2 separate regions of the Homo sapiens genome follow, and region 2 is linked to region 1. A link is a loop called in an ENCODE intact Hi-C map of the cell type or tissue named here. Cell type or tissue: tibial artery. All regions are shown on one strand. Region 1 overlaps TTC7A (tetratricopeptide repeat domain 7A). Region 2 overlaps TTC7A (tetratricopeptide repeat domain 7A).

Region 1 (8,000 bases):
GTATTTGTATTTTGTTATTTTAATGATCGCAGAGTCTGGGATGATTATACCCCCACTTATTTTTAATCAATCCCTATTGTTGGACACTGAGGTTATTTCTGTTGTGTTCACGTAAAGAGCATCTTTGCTGACATTATTGTTTTCCCAGGAATAGATCCTAGTGGGATCTCTGCCTGATTTTCCTCCAAAGAGCTCCCCTCCCCAGCTGTGGGTGAGAGGACATAGTGGGCCCTCCCTAGTGGGTCTGTGAGCTGCTTTCTGGCTGCCCAGCCGCACCACCCTACCCTGATTCAGGGTGCCCTGTCTCCCCATGGTGCTGGGCAATGACTGCTCCTGGGGCCTGCAACGTGTGGACCTCTGACCACTGCTCGGCTCGTGCCCTCTTGCTCTGCAGGCTCCCGGCGGGCTTCGTCCATCGCCGCCTCCCGGCTGGAGGAGGCCATGTCAGAGCTGACTATGCCCTCTTCGGTCCTGAAGCAGGGCCCCATGCAGCTGTGGACCACGCTGGAACAGATCTGGCTGCAGGCTGGTGAGTGCCCTGGTCCCAGTGACACACACAGCCTGTCTGCAGGCCACCCATGCTCTCAGAGCCCTGTCCTGGAGAAGGGAGTGTGGGGAGGTGGGGACACCTTGCTAGGCCCACGCGGGTTACAGAGTCCTCGCCTCTGGCTGTGGGTCTCCTTCTCTGCCCAGTGGAGATGGTGTCTGCCTTCCTGCCTGGGAGAGCTTCTCTGGCAGCAAGCCCAAACGTGAGAGGATTGGAGGTCCTGAGAGGCCACACAGATGGACAGTTGTCTCAGTCTCAAAAACAGGCTTCAAACCCTGGAGAGCTCAGAGAGGGGAGGTGTGGAGGCCCCAAGAAAGAGAGGGCTGGGGGTAGAATTCATTGAAGATGGAGGAAAGACTGGTAACTTTGAGGTTGCCATTCAGGTGACAGTCCCTCTTGGTAACTAAGTGATACCATTGCCACCAGGCGTCTGAAGGCCAGCCAGTGTTGGGGAGGCAGGCTGTAGGAAGCCTGGCTCCAGAGTTCCACAGACCTGGGTTCTGAAAGCAGCCCACAGCTGGCTAGCCCTGATCTGAAACGAGCCAATGTGTGACACAGTCAGGGTGGCCATTACAAGTGCTCAGCAAAAGGTGTTTGGCTTCCGTCTCGTCCATGGCAGTCATGGTGGAGGAAGAGGCAGCATGGCCCCACGGACAGCGAGTGTCTTAACACCGGCTTATGAATGCCCGGGAGGGACTCGCTGCCAAGAGTTTTGAAAATTTACCCTGACAGTAGTGTGAGAGGTAGATCAGAGTGGAAAGAGAGAGAGCCAAAGCCAAAGATGACAAGTGCCTGAATGAAATAAAATGGCAGCAGAAGACAGAGGAGGAGGATAGGCTAAATGGACCCCTAAAGTACCCCAGGCCAACACAACCCCTTGGCCTAGAGCTGCCCACGTGAAGTTCTGGGCCCAGGAGTACCTCTTGCATTTTCTCTGATTACCCTCCTCTCTGCTCCTTCTCCATCATGGGGGTGTGCTATTGTCCCCAGGGGGGGAGTTGGAGAAGAAACCGAAAGTTGATGATCTCTTACTGGGACATGGGGATTTGGTAAGTCAGAGTCCGAATATGCTTGTTAGCTGAGAATCTAAGGTTTCCCACTGCATGTTCCTCACATACGGCACATTAGTATGCAGTACGCCCCCACTCTCCCCACTGTAGGTTCTGAATCTGCAAAAAACATTGGATAGGATTCACAGGAAGGCTAGACATGGGAGCACTTTAACAATGCAGAAACTGTCCCAGTTAGCATCTCGGGGTCCCTTCGGATGCTGGGGGTGGGCGGAGGCTGCACTTGCTCCACAGTCAGCTTGTTGGGTTTTAAGTAGGAAGAGGGATGTTGAAAAATCCAGAGGAATAATAAACAAGGCCTCGCCTTAGGCAAAGGTTCCCGTCGTCTTCTAAGATTCTAATGACTTCTAAGACTAAAATAATGACTTCCAACTTCCAAGGGGCCGCATGGAGCCCCAGCCCCCACAGCTTCGCACCCATGATGGGGGCTTCACCAGCTTTAAGGAATGCAGCGTAACACAGTGATCAGATTCTGCAGTTGTGGGTTGCCTGTACCAGAGCTCCCAGGCCTTTGTTTGAATGATTTGCCTTGGTTTTGGTGGGCGGGTTTTTGGTGGGTTTTTTTGTTTGTTTGTTTGGTTGGTTGGTTGGTTGGTTGGTTGGTTGGTTGGTTGGTTTTTTGAGGCAGAGTCTCACTCTGTGGCCCAGGCTGGAGTGCAGTGGTGCAATCTCAGCTCACTGCAACCTCCACCTCCCAGGTTCAAGTGATTCTCCCACCTCAGCCTCCTGAGTAGCTGGGACTACAGGTGTGTGCCACCGTGCCCGGCTAATTTTTTTTGTATTTTTAGTACAGACAGGGTTTCACCATGTTGGCCACACTGGTTTCGAACTCCTCACCTCAGTGATCTGCCCGCCGTGGCCCACCAAAGTGCTGGGATTACAGGCGTGAGCCACTGCGCCCGGCCTGATTTGTCTTGTTTGTTTACTACCATCATCACAAGCTTGCTTGCAGTTCTCAGGTTGTATATTGCTTTATACTAGGGATGTTAGCATGTGCTGATAACTCCAAGTAAGGTTAAAGGCCCTCCTGAAGCCAGTAATTAGACTTGGGAATGTCAAGAGAAACACATGCCTTTCAGTCATTTGCACATGAGCCTTTCTTCTTTGGTCATTGTCTTAGATATTCACTCCACAGAAGAGAACTCCGAGAACAGCATCTGAATGCTTTGAATGTGGCGCTGCATCAGGGTCAGGCAGTGTAGTATTAGGAGACCAGTTTGGGTGCATGTAGCAGATCCAAAATAGCAGTGTCTTGCACAAGGTGGGTGCTTATTTCTTTCTCATGTAACAGTTTACAGTTTACAGATGACAGCCTTGACTGGGACAGCGACTCTTCTGTCCCTAGGGTATCACTGTCGTCCATGTGGTCCAGGATGGCTCTCTGCCACATTCACATTCCAAGGCAAACGATTTACAAGGAAGAAAGGCACCCCCTTCCCTATAAGGACATGTCCTGGAATTGGCACACATCACCTCCCCTCATGATCCATTGGCCAGAACTTAGTTATTTGACTGCCCCTAACTGCCGAGGGCTCTGGCAGATGTCATTATTCTGGGTGTCCCATTAAAAGTCAGGGGATCAGGCCGGGTGCGGTGGCTCATGCCCGTAATCCGAGCACTTTGGGAGGCCGAGGCAGGCAGACGACTTGAGCCCAGGAGTTCAAGACCAACCCAGGCAACATGGTAAAACCCCATCTCTACTAAAAATACAAAAAAATTATCTGGGCATGGTGGTGCATGCCTGTAGTCCCAGCTGCTCTGGAGGCTGAGGTGGGAGGATCACTTGAGCCTAGGAAGTCGAGGCTGCAGTGAACTGAGACTGTGCCACTGCATGCCAGCCTGGGCAATGGGAGTGAGACCCTGTCTCAAAAAAAAAAAAAAAGTCAGGGGATCTATCCTGCTAGAAGAAGGGGAGAATACACTGGTGACTGGTGCACAACCGCCACGGCCAGGAAAGGAACATGAGAAGGTGTCCTAGTTCTTTCATTCTGAGCATGAGAGAATTCCAGGGTAATTTGCACCCCCTGAGCCCTCTCCCCTCCCCTGGCTGCCATCATCACTAGCAAGCATCTACCAAGCACCTGTTGAATGGAGGGCTGCCAGGACCAGATCACCAGGGCAATGATCTCCCTAAACCGCCTCCCCCACCTGACCCAGGCTAAGAATACAATCAGCATCCCCCCGCCAAACCCTGCCTAATGACTCCACCAGCTGCAGCAAATTTGCAGGAAGGGAAAAAGATGCCTTGATCATTTTGGAAGGAGCTAATCCCCCTGGTTTGGTTCAAGATAAATTGCATCCCAATCTGTATGGCAGTAAGTTCCATCGTGAATTCACTCTTTGGTTGAATTCAAAGAGACTGTCGTAGCCTTCCTCTCTCAACTCTTGCCCTCCTCTCCTCCCTTCTTCAAGCCTCCTTCCAATTCCAGTCCAGTGCGAGAAGCTGATGAATGGTACCCACTTGAGAGACGGGCTGCAGGGCAATGCCTCTTGGGCAGCGGGTCTGTGTGAGAGTGGGAGAGGCACAGAGTCCCATAGATGCTCCAGGATCTGAGTGTTGAGAGAGGTGCTTTCCCTAAAAGCAAGAACTACCCCTTCATCCCCCATGACCCCCATGATCCCAGGTCACGGCTCTGGGAGCTGACAGTGGGCCAGAGCAGGAGACGCATGTAGGGAGAGTGCCCCTACCCTGGAGGTCCAAGGGCTCATGGGTAGCTCTGGGCTTTCTCCAGGTTTAGGGGAAGCTGGCCTGAGTCTCAGCTCCCCAGTGCCAGACTCCTGTGGTCTGGTGCCGGTGCTCTGGCCCGCAGTTGGAGGCCACCCCAGGTGTCTCCTGGGCAGACTTGGGGGGCTGGGGTGGGGTGGCCAGCGCTGTGGCTGAAGCGGGTGTTTATGATGAAGCCATAGTCCAGGGAGAAGCTGGCGCTCACCCTTGGTCCTACATGCTCCTCTACTCTTTGTCATCCTTCCTGCCCCCCTCCTGTCTTCATTCAGTGCCTTCTTCCCACGTCCTCCTCTTCCCTGGCTCCAGCTTTTTCTTCCCTCCTCCCAGCTTCCCGAGTCAGCGAGGCCACTCTCAGGACAGGCCCATGCAGCCCCTGACTGCCTTGTGCCCTCTAGGTCCCAGGGATGGAGGGTCTCAGACCAACCTGAGAACTCCCTGGAGACCTTTGGATTCCCTGTGTTGGCCTGGGCGTTCTCCATTCTAGTCCCCTTGATCTTCACTCTCCTTCCTCCCTTGCCCTCTCCCCACCTTCCTTCTTTTTCTGGGCATTTATATGCTCTGAGTGTCTGATGCTTATTTCCTTTGGGTCACCCAAATGGCCCCCACTGAGGGTCAAGGCTAGCCATGGTGAATTCTTTTGGGGGGACTAACCTATTTCTCTCCTGCCCTGTGGCTCACCTCTCTGAAGTCTGGGGGAGGGTCTCTGTAGGAAGCACACTCACCTGGAGAAGCCCTAAGAGGCCTTGGGGGTGGGCCCAGGCTCTCTGTACCCTGCTCATTAGCACAGGGCCAGCCTGCGGGCAAGGCCCTCCCTGCAAAGGGGGTGTGGAAATAGCCCATGGAAAGTGGGCCCATCCCCCTGCCCGGGGTGGGAGAGCCTCGGCTTTGGCAGGAAGACTGGAACCAGCTCTGGGTGCAGGGTTAGACCAGGATGCCTCAAAAAAATAATAAAAGGGCCTCTTGCAAAGCTCCAGGGAACAGATGTTTTCCATTTGTAGCCTGCCGAGAGAAAGCACAGAGGAGAGGGGGTGGAGAGAGATGGAGGGAAGAGGAGGAAAACCGGAGACAGACAAGCAAGAGAAGAGGTCAGGGGGTAGGCAGGAGGATGATGAGAGCAGAGGGAAAATCAGAAAGGGGAAGACAGCATGAAGGAATGGAGGGGCCCCTTGACGCTGAGGGTGCAGCAGGGGCACCGTGTGCCCAAATCTCTGACCCCTCCCCCCCATCCAGCCCCGTGTGCTGGATGATGACCTCGACAATGAAAATTCAAGGAAAATGTGGTGCCCTGGCCAGGGGATGCTGGGATGGATGTGGGCACCACTGGGTCCTGGCAGCCACGGCCAGGCTGGGAAGGATCAGGGCCGTGGGTGGATGCGGCGCCCCAGGGCTACTGCAGCTATCTGACCATGGCTAGCAAAGCGTCGAGCAGGAGCCGAAGGCATCTGCTCAGGGACACTGAGACTAGCAAGGGGCAGTGCATTGTCACCCCAGACCTTTGGGCCTGTGTGCAGGTCAGAGGCCTACCCTGGAGGCTGGCCCTGCTGGGCACTGTCTGCCAGGCTGCCAGAAGCCTTCAGGAGGCTTCCCTGCTTGGGCTCTGGTCTGTGTCTTCTGGTTTCCTGTCTAACTGGGAATGGAGCCCATCAGTGGAGCAGCCCTAACGGTTCTTCAGGGCGTGCTCTCTGGTGTGTGGCCAGCCCAGCAAGGCCCTGGCCTCTGGAAGAACCAGGGCCCCGAGGCAAGAGGGATTGGGATTGGGTGGGGTACCCTCTAATTAAAATCTGTTGATGTGAATACACTATGAGGGGTCCCCAAGGGAGGGACAAGGGGCAGCCTCTGGAGACAGCGCAGCAAGTTGTAAACAGCTTAATCAGCTGTGCCAGGGCCAAGTAGACCAGGGGAGTGGGGAGCTTGACTCCTGGGCCCTCAGCTAAACTGAGCTTCTGGCGATGGAGGAAGCAGCCACCCTGCAAAAGTCACACCCACACACTTCCTTCTGCTTCTCCTCTCTCGTGACCCTGGGGGATTCTGCCACAGTGGAGCCCAGCCCATCTTCCTTGTCCTCTTAGTCCAAAGGCCTCTGCAGCCTTCAGGCTCCAGCTCCAATGCCTCCTCCCTCAGGAAGACTTCCCTGACCACACCAGCAGCATCGACCTAGCCCCTCTTGAGTGCCCATAACACTCAGATGTGGCACTTGTCATTCCACTGTCCTGGTCTCTGAAGTGGTTTAGTGGCTCAGCTGCTCCCACTCCTGTCCCCACTCTTTCTCCTCCTTGTGGGGAGACCAGGCACATAGTCAGTACTCAAAAGTTGTATGTTAAGCACTCAGTTATGAGGGCAGCCTGTTCAGATGCCCCAGCAGCAGCTCAACAGCAAAGCGGAGAGGGAGAGCTGAGGCTGAGAGAGCCAAATCTCTGACCCCTCCCCCTACCAGCCATCTGCCCCTGGGTTCAAAGACCCCATTTCCTCTGCTCTCTGCCTTGGGAATCTCCATTTCAGGCTGTCCCCAGGGACTAGAGCCCGCATTTCTCTCCCATATCCAGGAAGCCTGGCTTCTCTGTGTTTAATTCTCTGATCCTCCCAAGTTCTCATCTCCACTAGAGAAAAACCAGAGTCCTCTCACTCAGAAAGCGTTGTATTTTAGGATGTGGCAGGCTACTCGGGTTGCACAATGAACCTTAGGCAATGCTCGTGCTAAGTACCCCAGTGCCTGTGTTGCAGTCAAGGTTTTAGTTAGGCCTCTCCTGCTGCCTACTGGGACAGGAAGAGGGAATGTCTGGGCCTGGTTTCTCCACCTCTTTCTGGGAGCTTCCCTTGGGCATCTCTGTTCTCTATCCCACCCCAGACATAATCTGAACTAGGGTAACCTCAGCTGTCAGCTTTTGCTAGGCAGGGTTCTTGGCAAAACCACAAGTCAGACTCTGCTGGCCCTTCTGCGTTCCTCATCTGTGTCTTGATCCTTCTGTGCCTTCAGCATAGGCTCAGCCCCAGGAGTGGGCAGCCAAGCCTGGGGGCTGCTTTGGACAAAGGCTGAGTGCCCAGTGAGGCCGAAGAGCCGCGTCTCCTAAAGTGCCTACCGTGGGGTGTGCCTGTGCCACGTGGGTCTGAAATGTGTGTGTGTGGGGGCTGGCCTGGGTTGGAGAAACTGCCCCATTTCCTACTCCTCTGGTTGCAGGACAGATCCTCCCCTGCCTGCTGGCCCAAAGGGGTGTGTGTCTGCTTTGGAGGGAGGCCACAGAACTGCTTGGGAGTCCAGCCCTGGCTTTGCCCTTTCTCAGTGAGGGAATGGAGTGGGGTCCTCACCTCCTAAGCCTGCTTTTTTTTTTTTTTTTTTTTTTTTTTTTTTGAGATGGAGTCTCACTCTGTCGCCCAGGCTGGAGCACAGTGGCGCGATCGCAGCTCACCACAACCTCCGCCTCCCAGATTCAATGAACTCTCTGCCTCAGCCTCCCAAGTACCTGGGACCACAGGCACCCACCACCATGCCCAGCTAATTTTTTTGTATTTTTACTAGAGACGGGGTTTCACCATCCTGGCCAGGCTGGTCTTGAACTCCTGACCTCGTGATCTACCCGCCTTGGCCTCCCAAAGTGCTGGGACTACAGGCGTGAGCCTGTAGCCCAGCCACCTGCATTTTTTAAGTATGGATTATAGCACC
Region 2 (8,000 bases), 50 kb before region 1:
GGATCAGGACTAGTCTTGTATCTTACTAGGTTGGAAAAAGCTGGCAGAGGAGCCCCCAGGCAGCTAGAGCTCAGGCAAGCAGCAGCAGTCCCAGACTGGCCGACTGAGGGAATGGGGGGTGGTTCAGCCTCAGCTCCCTGGGACCTTATGCAAGGTAGTTCATCTTCTGGGGCTCAGTGTCCTCATCTGCAGAGGGTGGGGGGTGGTCAGTGGTTTCATCCCTGCCCAGGGTTACTGTGAGGCCAGATGAGACGGTGGATGTGACAATTCAGCTTCTAAAGGAGTAATGCAGGCCGGGAGCGGTGGCTCACGCCTGTAATCCCAGCACTTTGGGAGGCCGAGGCGGGCGGATCACTTGAGGTCAGGGGTTCAAGACCAACCTAGCCAACATGGTGAAGCCCCGTCTCTACTAGAAATACAAAAAAATTAGCCAGGCGTGGTGGTGGGTGCCTGTAATCCCAACTACTTGGGAGGCTGAGGCAGGAAAATTGCTTGAACCCAGGAGGCGGAGGTTGCAGTGAGCCGAGACCACACCACTGCTCTCCAACCTGGGCAACAAGAGCGAGACTCTGTCTCAAAAAAAAAAAAAAAAAAAAGAGTAATGCATGTCACACGCATAGGGCTGGCTGTTTGACCAAGAGTAGTCCCTGCCTTGGGTTTCTCATGGGCCAGCCTGCCTGAGGCCTTTCCCTAAGGTCCCATGTTTGCTTCATGGATACTTGGTCAAAGACCAGAAATGTGTTATGCTAGCAGTGCTGAGCTGTTGGGTGATGGGTGTATGGGGACTAGCGTTGTTTCTTTGGCTTCTCCTCTTCTGACCTGCCAGAAGGCTTGCAGTGAATGTTCTTTAATTGAGGAGGGGCTACCCTAGGAGAACAGCCGGAAGGACAAAGGCTAGGAGCAGGACAACTACACAAGCCCTAGGTTTAAATCCTGGGATTAAATGCATGGATTAAACGGAGCAGTGCATCCCCAGCGCTGGGCAGCCTTGGGGTGGGTGTGGGGGTTATGGCAGTGCACACTAGGCAGGGAGAAACCAGAGGAGAACATTCTGCCATTATTCTAAGAACAGTGAGGAAGAGACGGTGAGAAGATTTAATGTTCATGTATTACTTTAAGGGTCACAAGTGCATTCACATCTGTTACTGCATTTGATCTAGAGGATTTTCTAATGAAAGAAAGCAGGATTCTGAGGCCACTTCAATGGTGGAAGGGAAAGAGTGTGGCTGGGACTAGGTCAGAGCTACTCCCAGAGCATGGGGGTACACCATGTGGCCTGAGGGCAGTGAGCCAGGGAGGAGGGAGCAGGACAGCTGGGGGTGCTGGGAAGGAACTGATGCTCCCATAGTGTCTGAGGCCCTGGCCTCAGAGGCTAGCCCTGGCCCCTGAGCTGCACATTAATTCTGTTCTGCTGTGGCTTACCCACCAGCCCCCATGCCTGCCTTTTCTCTGTCCCATTTCCCCCTACCCCTCCCTGTTGCCATGGTTACACACACAGGCACTGCCCAGCAACCACCAGGAATATTTCACTTCGGCCCTGCCCCAAAGCCATAGTAACCACTCAGCCCACTTCTGCTTCTGGCTGGGGAATCACAGCCCTCTCTTGCACAGGCCCCAGTTCGCACCAGTCCCTAGGACCCCCAGGGAGCCTTCCTGGCTGCCTGCCTATTGAGGGCCTATCACCAGCCTGAGGATTTGTGCTGCTGCTGCTGCCGCTGCTGCTAGTATGCTCCTCTCTTCTGTTCCTATTCTTCTGACCTAATTAACGCCCGGTTCTGAAAATCCACCCCTCCCTCTGCCAGACACAAATTCAGACACTGTTCTCTTAAAGGTCAAGGTCTAGGGTGGACAGGGGGAGGTTTCCACTCCAGGCCCAGAGTCTTTCTCTCCTGAGTGTCACACCCTGCAGGTTGAGTCAAGTTCTGTGCGTGAGGCTGTGCCTGGGGCCAGGAGTCTAGCCATGAGCAAGAACTGGTGAACCAGACGGGGGCATGTGAGCTGAGGCATGGGCTGGGTTGGGGGAGGACAGGAGAGGCCTGACCTCTCCTGGTGAGATGAGTTAGGGATGGTGCTGTAAGAGGGTGGTCCTGAATGGGGTTGTGAGGAGGTAGAAGGTGTCCAGGTTGATAGAGGGAACTGCAGCATGACCGAAGATGGGCCATGGTGACTGTAGGGACCAGCAAGGGGTTCCATGTCACTGGAGAGAAGCCCGCCAGTTAGGCTGCCCCAGAAAGGAGTTTAGATTTTATCCTGATGGCCATAGTGATGGCTCGCAGCCCACTATCCCCTGAACAAGATTGGTCTGCACAGACAGGCAGGAGGGTCCCCAGACCCTGGATGTGCCCAGCCAAGCTTCTTCCCACCCCTGCAGACTGCCTGGCTCCACCCGCTCCCATCATAACCTCTTGCTTCCACCAGAATTCCAGGTCAGCCTCCACTCGGGGATGTGCATCCTATAATGCTGCTCCTTCCTGTTCTCCCCATGGGCAGGGCCTCTGTGCCCCCGTCCTCTCACACCCGAGCCACTCTTGCCTGTTGGAGGCCGCCCCTGTGGGTCCCCACCCTGGGTGGCCAGAGCTGGGGAGCTGCTGGAGGTGGTGGAGTGGGTCAGTACATCGCCGGGGACAGAACGAGGGCTGTATTCCTAGTTGGCTCAGGGGACTAGCTCCTGCCAACCCTCTCCCTAGAATTTCTTCTCTCTTCCTGTTGGTGGCTGTGTGGGTGGACTTCACTGGGAAGGAGGGGGATTTCTTGGCACCTTCTTTCTCCACTCCTCTCCTTCAACCCTTTGGAGCTCCTGAGTGGCTCCTGTTCCACAGGCTGACTCCAGAGCTCAGCCTTGCCGGGATTTCCGGGCATCCCGGCACCCTCTCCTGGGCCATCTAAGTCCATGGGGGCATGGGCAGCACTCACCAACTGTGGCAACAGGGCAGCCATCAGAACCCCTGGCCACCAGTCTCTCAGTGACTGAGCTGTCCCCCAGGGTGAGTCACTTCCTTGGGTCTTGGAGGTGTTTTGGCTTCCAGAGGCTTCTGGGAGGACTCCCTCCAGCCCTGCGCTGCAGGACACACCCAGAGCCTGTGGTCTGGAGGCCTCAGGGGCTTGGGCTTCTGCCTCCAGCGCCTCACCTGGAGGAGGGGAGAGCAGTCCTGCCCAAGGGAAGCTGTGAGGCCCACTTGCTGCATAGGAGGGATGGGGTAGCTCTGATGAGGGAGATCTGGGTTTTTAGGGCTGGCAGCTCCTTTTTATTCGGTTAGGAAGGCTGAGTCCTTGGTCTTGAGGTCCTGTGTATGGAAGCAGAGGAGGGCAAGTACTATTGTACAGAAGGAGGCTCAGACAGAGGGAGGGAGATGCAGGAGAGAGCCCCATTTGGCAGAGGGGAATGAGCAGGAGAAGGGAGGATGCTGGGGGCGGCCCCCAGCAGCATCTGCCCAGAACACAGCTCTGCCCAGCTCCCGCACAGCCCTTGGAGTGGGGGTGGATATGTTACCATTTCTGGCCCCAGAGTGTCCTCTGCCTAAGTCCCTGCCCTGTGGCTGCTTGGAGGCCCCCATGACTCCTGCAGCTGAGGAGCTTCTCCCTTTCCACCTTTTGCCCCCAGCCTGCGTGTTGCCCCCAGGGTATAGAGGTGGGCAGAGGGGTGGGACTATCTGCACATACCAAAGAACACAAGAGTCCCACATCCTTGATGGGGAGCTTCTGGCTTGGTGATGAGGAGCTCCCCTCTTGGAATTAGACAGAATTTCCCGCTCATACAGCACCTTTCCCTCTCCTACCGCCACCCCCAGCAGCCATCTGGCAACTCTGTGAGCTACTGAAATCCTCGGCGCTGGACGCCAAGAGCAGAGTTCTTGAGTGTGGGGAAGCTCTCCCTGGGGAGGGACGGAGGAGAGTTTCCATGGTTGGAAGGAGCCAGGAGAGGGTCCGGGCTGGACACAGAGAGGAAGGGAGGGGGGGGCTCTGGGAATGTCGTTGTCAAAGCTACTTGAGAGGCTGAAGAGGAAGAGAAGAGGGCACTGGGGGCCACAGCCCAACCTCCCCACCAAGAGTCAAGCAGCAGAGCCACCTACCCAATCCAGGCACTTTCACATCTTAGCCAAAACTCTTGCTGTAATTGTGAGAATTGCAAACACACCAGGGACTGTTCCATAAAACGACTGGCCTGTGCTCCTCAAAAATGCCAGTGTCATGAGAGAGAAAGGTGGAGGGCCGCTTCCAGATACAGGGAGATTAAAGAGACATGGCACCTGAATACAAGGTATGATCCTGGACTGGATCCTGGACAATAATAGTTATATAGAGAGAGGAACATTGAGGAAGGGTTTTCGGTTATGAGACTATTCTTGCAACTTTTCTGTAGGCTTGAAATTTTGTAGAATAACAAATTGAATACCAGAAGCTTGACCCCTCAGAACTGCTCCCTCACCTAAACTGGGCTAAGGGTGAAGGATTTTCTCTCTTGGAGAGGGCCTTTGTGGAGATAGGAAAAGGCCATTTCTGGGAGTGTGGCCATCTTTCTGGCTTGGGGCAGTGGCAAAAAGGTGATAGCGGCTGGGCCAGCAAGGTGGGGGCCCTGCGAAGACAGACACCTGCTTATCTACTCTCCTCACTCTTTCCCAAACAATGTCCCACCCACAGGCAACTCGAGATGTGGTGCTGAGCCGGGTGCCGGAGCAGGAGGAGGACCGGACAGTGAGCTTGCAGAATGCCGCAGCCATCTATGACCTCCTGAGCATCACGTTGGGCAGAAGGGGACAGTACGTCATGCTCTCGGAGGTACGGCCGGCCATGCAGCCCACCCCACTCTCCGGAGTCAGGTGGTCTGTAAAGGAAATCAGACAGAGCCATTTGTCCCTTCTCCACCTGTCATTCCCCTGCCAGGCTGCTCTGCCGCTTTGACCTCGGCAAGTTGTACAAGTCTCAGCTTCCTCATTGGTGAAATATGGGTAGTTAGAGAACCCACCTGACAAGGTTGTTGGGGAGAGTGCATGTGAAAGGCTGAGAACAGTGCCATGCACAGTAATAATAAATGTTCGCTGCTATTTTTATTACATGTCTACGTTTTGAAAGCACTTTCACAAATCTTATTCCATTTGCTCTTTGCCATCACCCTGTGAGATCATTCACATGTTAAGGAGGTGAACTGAGGGCCTGAGAGGGTGAGAGACTTGAGTAGGGTCACACAGCAAGCCAGGGGCAGGAACTGGGTTTCGGCAGGGTGTCTCCCAGGAGCCAAGTGCGGGCCTCCTGCAGCCTCCCAAAAGCGGTGACTTGGGCAGTAACTACCCTGGAAGGGTGCGGATGGCTGGGGTGGGAGGACCCCTGGTGGGTAAATGCTGACTATCTCCCCTCCCCAGTGCCTGGAGCGAGCCATGAAGTTTGCGTTTGGAGAATTTCACCTTTGGTACCAGGTGGCCCTCTCCATGGTGGCTTGTGGGAAGGTAAGGCCCAGGGGGCGCTAGGGGTTGCACACTCACCCGCAGGGGGCTCTGCTGAGATGGACAGAGGGGCTTTTCTGGCCAGGGGAGTGGGTGGGTATTATCCTGCCGCTGGTTTGAACCTCCGGGAGAGTGAGGGGCGTGGGGTGGGCCACACAGACACCTTGTGTGAATTCCTGTCCACGTGCGAGCTGTGAGTGTGCCGGTGTGCTGGTGTGAGTCTGTGGATGCTTTTCTCTGAGCGTGCGTACATGCATGGGAGCACTGTATCCTCTGTGCTGAAGAGCTAATAATGTGACTGCATGTGGTGGATATGAGGTGCATCCAGGTGAGTGAACATTGTTCCACGTGGGCTGTAGTTCTCATCCTGTCCACTGAGCATAGCATCAGGAAATGGCCTGCTTGTGGACTGGAGACTTGCCTCGGAGGGGAAGCTTAAAGGGCAGAGCAGAACAGCAGCACCCACAAGGGAGTTCGGAGGGAGTACTGCATGATGCATGGGGCTGGGAGCACCTGCATGGGGACAGGGCCTGGCGGGACGCTGCCCGGAGCAAGGAGCACCGGGCATGAGTTCACTCTCTATCCACCCAGCTCCGGTGCCATCACCCCTGCTTTTTGCTCCGATCAGAATTATACTTACATAAGCCTCTATTTTAAGCAGTGACATGAAAGGAAAACCTTTCTGGAGCTGAGTTCTGAGGGTGTTGGGGCTGAGGATGCTATGAATGCAGGAAATAAGGTGGCATGAGCTTGCAGATTGTTCCAGGAGCTGTAAATATCCAGAGCCCTTTCATGGGGCTGAGGGAATTCCTCGCCCCCCTGGCCCATCTGTGCCACGTTCCATTTCTGGCCCCGCAGCCGTCTCTGAGGAGGGCCCTCCTGGCTTGCCAGTGCCTCCTCCACGCATCAAGGGCGTGCCAGCCAGCTCGGGGCCTCGGCAGCCGAGGCAGGCCAGGCCCTGGCAGGGAGGGGGAAGAGGAGCAGGTGCTGCAGCCTGAGTGCGGGGAGAGGCTTGCTGGGGAGCCTTCCCTACCCCCATCTGCTGGGCATGTGTCTTTCCAAACCTCTCTCCTCTCCCCCATCACATCGGACACCTCACAGAGCATCTTGAAGTCACAGCATGATCTCCTTGGCTCTGTGCTCAGCAGGGTCTTGTCAAGGCTCAGGGAGAATTCAGAACACAGGGCAAGGCCCTGGCCCTCCAAGGGTTAGAGAGTGAGAGAAACCCTCCTACAGAACTGCAGGCAAAGGAGACAATGTGGGCAACGGTGAAGGGGCTGGAAAAGACGAGCTGGCCGTGGGGATGGGGACAGGAAGGTGTTGAAGGCACCGGTCAGCCTGGGGTAGTAGGGACAGGGCCGGGAGGAGGTGGGGCTGGATCTTCCATGGAGCCTGGGGAGACAGCTCACAGTGGCATGGGCAGGTTCTTCCTACCTCTGGGAAACACAGAAAGCCCGTCTAATCTTGGGACAGTGAGTACAGGTGGGAGAGGCCTAGGGCCAGAGCAGTGGTTCGCACCCTTCTGTGGGTCCTGGACTCCTTTCAGGAGGTAAGGGAAGCTGAGGACTCCTGCTCAGAAAAATTCACTGCACGTGCAAGTTAGCTTTAAATCCGAGAGAGGCTCCTAGACGCTCTCCAGGCTCAGTCAAAGGTGTCGTGATAGCCTGGGAGGTAAGGAGTCTTCTGCCTCTGACTAGCTGGACTCAGAGAGATCCAGACACAGCCTGGCACCATCCCAGCATCCAGGGAGCTGGTTTCGCGACTTGGCTCCTTCACAGACCAGCAAGGTGGCCCCGGGAGTGGGCTTGCATCAGGGAGTTAAGATTGGCCAGTTGCCCATGCATGAGGCTTCATGGGCTGGAGACACTGTGTGTTCGGTGCAGCAGGAGATTGTTCTGGAAAGCATTCTCCACCCCCCTTGGGAACCCTGCCCACCAAATCAGTCTGCCTGATTGTCCCAGGCAGCCCTCAAGAGTGGCCAGACCTTGCCTTTGCTGAAAGCCTAAGGTGGAATCAAGGGCCTGTATCTGTGATTATGCCCGAAAGGCCTTCCAGAAGGTGAGTCTGGGTAGTTGAACCTGCAGGAATAATGGATGAGTTCCGTGACATGATTTAGGTCGTTCCTTCTCTTGCTCTCTGTGCGGCAATTGCATTGGCTGTGTTGCTAGGTAACCAGCATGACAAAAAAAAAAAAAGCTGCTGCTCCGGCTGCTGAGTCCTCAGATGGCTCCTTAAATAGCAGCGTTTTTTGGTGTACGTGGGGGTGGGGTGGAACGGGGTGGAATGCAGAGGGTCAGGGTTAGAGAACCCTGTGTGGCAAGGATCCAGAGTTCAGCAGCCATGAGAAGGAGGCCGAGGAGAAGCCTGAGGCTTGCTGGGGTGTGGATGGAGGGGCCTTGGGGAGGGACTTGGAGTGGTGTTCCCAGGGCAGGGCCTCAGGAGGAGGTAGATAGCCTGACAGTGCCTTCAAGCCCCTCAGGCACCCTGGCACCCGCCCACTCTGGGCACCCTGTGGAGTCTCCCAGCCTGCAGGAGCTGGTCACCTGCTAACACCCTCTTGTG

What was found. Hi-C counts contacts between places; a loop is a spot of excess contacts. Peaks named below come from ENCODE experiments on the same cell type or tissue, not always from the same donor. Only the 100,000 strongest peaks of a DNase experiment are listed, where the experiment ranks them.
Region 2: it touches region 1 in a loop (1.8-fold over the local background); 11 of 110 quality-filtered maps call a loop at or near these places.

What each region holds. Positions count from the first base shown.
Region 1 is chr2:47,051,352-47,059,351 of GRCh38, forward strand. It overlaps TTC7A (tetratricopeptide repeat domain 7A), which reads left to right. Exons shown (of 20, transcript NM_020458.4): 18 at 395-529. Among named protein-coding and RNA genes, the nearest start is that of STPG4, 100 kb to the right of the region's middle. RefSeq lists a silencer at 296-502 and enhancers at 4,249-5,197, 6,498-6,587. In tibial artery, no CTCF peak of the experiment used is centred here; no DNase peak of the experiment used is centred here; H3K27ac peaks cover 6,457 bases.
Region 2 is chr2:47,001,284-47,009,283 of GRCh38, forward strand. TTC7A (tetratricopeptide repeat domain 7A) reads left to right here. Exons shown (of 20, transcript NM_020458.4): 9 at 4,639-4,776; 10 at 5,358-5,441. Among named protein-coding and RNA genes, the nearest start is that of TTC7A, 64 kb to the left of the region's middle. RefSeq lists a silencer at 1,290-1,455 and enhancers at 3,107-3,819, 5,033-5,929. In tibial artery, no CTCF peak of the experiment used is centred here; a DNase peak (open chromatin) is centred at 3,002; H3K27ac peaks cover 8,000 bases.